2 separate regions of the Homo sapiens genome follow, and region 1 is linked to region 2. The links are chromatin contacts, found by Hi-C or POLR2A ChIA-PET in ENCODE. All regions are on one chromosome and are shown on one strand. The core of a region is the stretch at or near the end of the contact, and the rest is flanking DNA. Distances in the headings are between cores, read along the strand shown. Region 1 overlaps FRAS1 (Fraser extracellular matrix complex subunit 1). Region 2 holds the start of FRAS1 (Fraser extracellular matrix complex subunit 1).

Evidence for each region. A loop is a pair of places that touch in the nucleus more often than their neighbours do. ChIA-PET counts read pairs that join two places held with the same protein, here RNA polymerase II (POLR2A). Pooled maps may share reads with other maps.
Region 1: a loop to region 2 is called in a map of Calu3, with 6 times the contacts of the local background. The contact joins the enhancer-like site here to the promoter of FRAS1 in region 2. A Hi-C loop is called at or near these places in 1 of 168 maps with a recorded cell type or tissue (Calu3) and 1 of 50 pooled maps. POLR2A ChIA-PET finds 5 or more read pairs at or near these places in 4 of 52 experiments (BJ, HCT116, OCI-LY7 and 1 more).

Annotation. Positions count from the first base shown.
Region 1 is chr4:78,533,145-78,535,844 of GRCh38, reverse strand. FRAS1 (Fraser extracellular matrix complex subunit 1) reads right to left here. Exons shown (of 74, transcript NM_025074.7): 71 at 1,230-1,396. Among named protein-coding and RNA genes, the nearest start is that of ANXA3, 17 kb to the left of the region's middle. RefSeq lists an enhancer at 669-1,868. Within about 2 kb of position 1,449, at least 6 of the 41 ENCODE cell types and tissues checked have a DNase peak (open chromatin) inside an H3K27ac peak, as active enhancers do; they include HCT116 and PC-9, where a contact is called at or near this core.
Region 2 is chr4:78,055,978-78,058,677 of GRCh38, reverse strand. It overlaps FRAS1 (Fraser extracellular matrix complex subunit 1), which reads right to left and starts at 1,355. Exons shown (of 74, transcript NM_025074.7): 1 at 593-1,355. The coding sequence starts at 668. RefSeq lists an enhancer at 1,798-2,700.

The DNA of each region.
Region 1 (2,700 bases), core at 200-2,699, 480 kb before region 2:
GAGGAGGCTGGACTTGAATATATAAGTAATAAGAAACACTGGAGGGTTTTAAGCGGAAAGGTAGTAACACACTTGGGCCTTAGAAACATGGCAAATGGGTCAAGGACAAAGAGACTTAAGTCACAGAGACCTGGTAGGGGCTATTTTAATCCTCTAGTGAGAGATAGGCACCTAAAATATAGCTGTGAGGCAAGAGGATGAACTCAAGAAATGTCTAGGAGTCAGACTCCACTCATCTTAATGATAGATGGGACGTAGGATGTAGGAAGGGGAAGTTGAGGATAACCCTGAGATTTTTGGTTGGGGCACATAGAGGATGGTGACGCAGTCAGCAGGGTAGCAGATGTGGGAGGAGCATGCTTGGAAGGAGACAAGTCCAGACTTGGGCATCTCTAGGTGTCTGAAAGACATGCTGCTTGGAGAGCTTCAGTAGTTTCATATCTGCATGTGGAAACATAGAAATGAGGCTCGGAGAGATCCAGGATGAGGTCAAATCCTATGGAATGGCCGCAGAACAGTAGGAGTGTAAGAAGTTCAGAGTAAAGGGATGGCCCAAGCCATGGGGATGACCAGAGGCAGCACTCAGAGTAGGAATAGACTGAGCCAAGCATGGAATCTGGGGACACTAACACGGAAGGGGCAGAGGATGGAGGCCAGGGACAGGAGAGTGAGAAGGAGTCATCTGAGAGGCAAGATGGTGTCGGGTGAGGCTGATGCAAAGGAAACCCAACAGGAAAAAAGTGCCAGAATACATCAATTTGGTGTCATCGACAAGAGAAAGATAGGATAGAATCCAGCCTGTGGTAAACGGATAGAGAAGTGACCGTGAAGTGAGCCATTTTCAGCAGAGAAAGCATGATGGAGAACACACATGTTTGGCATCGTTTTGAGACTGGGAGGCAATGGGATTTGAGGAAATAACTGACCCAGAGTTAGACAATGTGCTAGAATCTGGTCGGAAATGCCAGTATTCTTACTACTCAGACCAGTGCTTTCCCATGGCATCACACTGCCAATCATTATAGTGCCAAGTGTGTGATTTGATTTCGAAACAGCATGAAATGGGCCTGTACCTAGATTCAGTCCTGGCTGTCCTGGAACCAACCCTGGGGGATCTTTACTGGGGTGGTGACTGAGAGCATATGAGCAGAGATGCCAGTCCGGTGACTTAGCAAAAGCTTCTCATATCCAGGCAGAGCCTCTTTCTGCAGGTGGAGGAAGCAACTCACCTTTTGAAAAGGCTCCTTTGTAATCCATTTCTGCTAGTGACATATCAGATGTATTGGGATCCATTAGGAACACCTTCTCATTATTGCAGAGCTGAAATTCAGTGTTAAGTGAATACACAACTGGCACAGGGCGGTTGGTCTGCTGGAATGCAATGGGTATCAGGAATCTAAATGCAAGGAGAAACAAAGAGCTCTTTGAGAGCAGGGTCAGCTTTGCATATGTCATTTGAGTCACCCTCCCTTCCCCACCCTCCACAGGATTGTACACAGAGCTTTGTTGTGGGCACTAAATATTCACTGAATAAAGGGATGTGTAAGGTAAAAGGACTTTATTTGGTAGTTATTTCTTTTGAACAGAAATAATTAGTCTTAAAAAATAATTAATTACTCTTTAGGCTCTTTGGTATTCTTTGCTTTTTTTGGCCCTTTCACTCTGGGGGCTCCCAAAATTGCCCTTTGACTTCTAAAGTGCTCCCCGCTTTGGAGTCCAGCTAGATTTCTTCCCAGAGCTGCATGCTCTGAGGCTTTGACTCTTTCAACCTGATCAAAACTTTATTTATCGCATGTCCCACTTTCAGGACTTGCTAGGCGATACTCTCTTGCCTTGCTCTGTGTGCCTACCTCCCCAGCCTTCTTCCTGAGCCCCTTCCTTCCGTGTCTCCTTCTGGCAGATAAGCGCTCCCAAGGCTCAGTTCTGGGACCCTTATTGTTCTCCCTCAATAACTTCACCCAAGATGATCTCAGCCTTGTCACTGAGTGCATTTGCTATCTCAAAGGTAGTAATGCCAAATTTAACTATCTAATCCAGATTTCTCCTCTAAGCTCCGAAACACATATCTGGCTGTCAAATGGTAGCTCTACATGGCTGTCAGATAACCCAAACTCAGTATGCTCTTCCCTTGCAAACTTGCTCTTCCTTCTAGTGTTATTATCTCAGTGAAAGGCAAAAAAAGAGGTGCCAGCACCTTAAGTGTTCTCCCTGGAGTCACTATTAGTTCTGTCTAGGCTATTCTACATCTATCATGCAACGCATGAGCCAGTGTCATTTTCAAAAACTCAAATTTGCTTAATATCCTTCAGTGGTTTCCCATATCCCTTAGAAGGAAGAGCAATATTTTTGCCATGACCGGTAAAGCTCTGGCCTCTGCCTATTTCTACAGCCTCATCTCCAGCTACTCTTCCCCTTCCCTCCATTTCTGGGATCTAGCCAGACTGGCCTTCTTTCAGTCTCTGGACCAGCTCTCTACTCCATGATCTCTAGTGCCCCAGGGCTCATTTATTCAGCAAATATTCACTGAGCATATATTATACAGTAGACATCATTCTAGTAATAGGAATTCATCTGTGGACGAAACAGAAAAACATGATCTCAGGGAAGTTACGTTCTAAGGAAATAGTAAGCAAAATAAATAAAAAATAATATAGCATGCTAAAAGGTAACAGGTGATAAGGAGAACAATTAGGCAGAGAA
Region 2 (2,700 bases), core at 106-2,605:
TTGTTCTGGGAAGCAGGCTGGTTCGTGCTTCTCCGTACTGGAGAGATTTCTTTCAGTGCAACTGAACTGCCCACGACCAGAACACGCTCCAACCAGTTAGTTATAAAATCCTAACTGGACTTTAGGGGGAGACTAACTGAGGTAAGGAGGGCGGGAGAGCGATGGGGCTTTAAGATGAAAGACTGTATGTTTCTTAGGAACAGAAGTATTTTTAAACAGGTAAGAGCAATTGTTCGCTCCTCACCTGTGCTCCATGCAGTTGCTTTCCCTTCGGGGAAAGGTAGGTGGTGGAAAGAAAAAGGATCAGTTTCAGAGATGTCACCTCCATCGGCCACCCACCCACCCAAAAGCACTTAGGGCAGAGAGGGAGGCCGTTTCGGGGGTGTAATCCGAATACAAAACAATCAGGAGTAGGAATCTTATCAGAAAAAGCCTATTCCAGTTTCACTTCCACCTCACCCTTCCCAGAAAAACTTCCACCTCACCGAAATACCATAAAACCTGCTGAGATTTTTAAACTGCACGATCACTCACACATACACACACACACGCACACGCACACACACACACACACGCGGCACCGCTCTCTCACCTTCGGAATGATGAGGCAATACTGCAAATTCCGCCAACGCTAGGGCCAGCCCGAGCCACACTTTGAGGACACCCATCGCCGCCTCGGCACCCACGATGGAGGAGCCCAGCCTTCAGCATCCAAGAAGCGGCTCCGCCAAAACGCTGGCTCCGGCGCTTGGAACCCGGGCGCACTGAAGGTGGGGGACCGCGGGCCTTTACCTCCGGGAAAAAGAGATGGACGGGCGGAGAGCGACACTCATCAGCCCGGAGGCGCCGGAGCGGGCTGGGGTTCAATTCACTCGCTGCTCAGGCAGAGAGCGCGCCGAGTTCCCCCGCAAGGCAGGACGCCAACGTGAGCTTTGGGAGAATAAGAGGAGGCAGAGCACAGTTCTCCGCGTCAAAATCTCGCCGGAAAGTTGCTGGTCACTGGCCGATGGGATCTTCCAGCATTTCCCTCGGGCTAGACCCTTCCGATCCCGGGTCCCCGACAGTGGAAATCCTGGCTCTGGTTTGTCCGAAGCAGCTTTTTAAAGTTCGCTTGGCACCATACGTCGGCGTTGCGTCGGCACCGCGGGTCGCCGGGAGCCCCGAAAGACCCACCCACACCCACTCCTTGGTCGAGCCACCCGGCTCGGCAGACCTCATCTGCCGGGGTCCGCTCGCTGGAAACTGTGCAGCGCTGAGGGCAGCTCCGGGGACTCGCCCGCCCTGCAGCCGCACCGCACCACACCGCCTCAGGCTGCGCTCCCTGAAGCAGACTGTTCGGAAGCTTCAGAGGAAAGACTGGGGGGCGCTGCTGCTACTTTCTCGTCCCCGCCCCTCGCCTGGGTGAGGAGGGCTGCGGGGACGCGGCTTGCTGCACACCAACACCCACCTCCGCGCTGAACACCCCGGAGGAGGTCTGCAGGGTAGAGGTGCAATGATTACGGGAGTGGAAGAAGAGCCATAATTTTAATTGCACGGAGGAAAAAGCTAGCGAGGCTGGAAAAGACCCCCAAACTCAAGGCCACTCTGGCGAGAGAGCCTGGAAACGCCCAAAATACGCCGGGTCTGGACCCCGTGTTTAAAGGACACACGTTCAGCCTTCCTCTAGTCTCCCTTGCCTCCTTCCTCTCTGCTTTGCTCGGTGTGAAAATGGACCCAGAGACTCGGAGCTTTGGCGAAATTCCAGAGAGTCACGTGGGGAAAGGGAGAAGCGAGGAGGGAGGTGAGGGGAGGCCGGGAGAGCAACCTGATCCCTTTATTCATTCTGCTGGAGTTCAGATTGGCTTTGTCTGGGGAGGAATCAAAAGTGCTCATACCGGGGACGGAGGGGGTGGAGATAGGTTGCACAGTTCTTGCTCAGGCACACCGGAAGGCAGATGAACCGTGTCCACATCCCTTGTTAGGGGAGGAACCGATTCGGCGGGCTGGGGGAGCGTGTGCCCACATCAAAGGCCCTGGGGCTACCTCCCACCCCCACAGCCCGCCACTCCTGCTGAACTAAGTGCGTCCGGGGGACCTGATTGATCCTTCTTCCTCGCTCTGGGACCCTCAGGCTGTTGCATCCTGGCTTTTACCAGCAGCCCGGGAAGATCTTGGTGTGTGTGTCCTAGGCGGAGCCTGAGAGCAAATGCACCTTTCCCTTTCCCTAGGAGACTCTGTCAGTGGAACACAACGCGGTCTGGGAGCTGTGGGTCCAGCTGCGCCCCCAGATGCCAATGGCTGGGAAAGTAACATCAGGACACGGCCGACTGGGGCGCGCACTTGAAGAGCAGAGGCCTTGATTCCCCGCCAGGACTGACTGACGGCAGCTATTTTTATAGGACCGAATAAAAATAGCTGGTCCACGTTTAATCGTTTTATAAGGGAACAGTTGCATCAGAGAGATGCTGACTGGGTTCTGATTGGCCCAGAGAAGAAACGTCTCGGGTCCCTCAATTGAGTCGGGATGGGCGAAACTGTTGGAGGGGAAGCAGTTGCATGAGCTGTGCTGGCGGGGGTCCCACTTGTTTCCAGTCTTCACGAACACCATGACGCGGGCCCACGTTCTAACGTGCACTGACGCCACTTGGAACAATTCACTTTTCCGAATAACTGGAATAACTTGAAACTGGCAGGTCCCTGTCAGTGTTACTATTCAGCCAG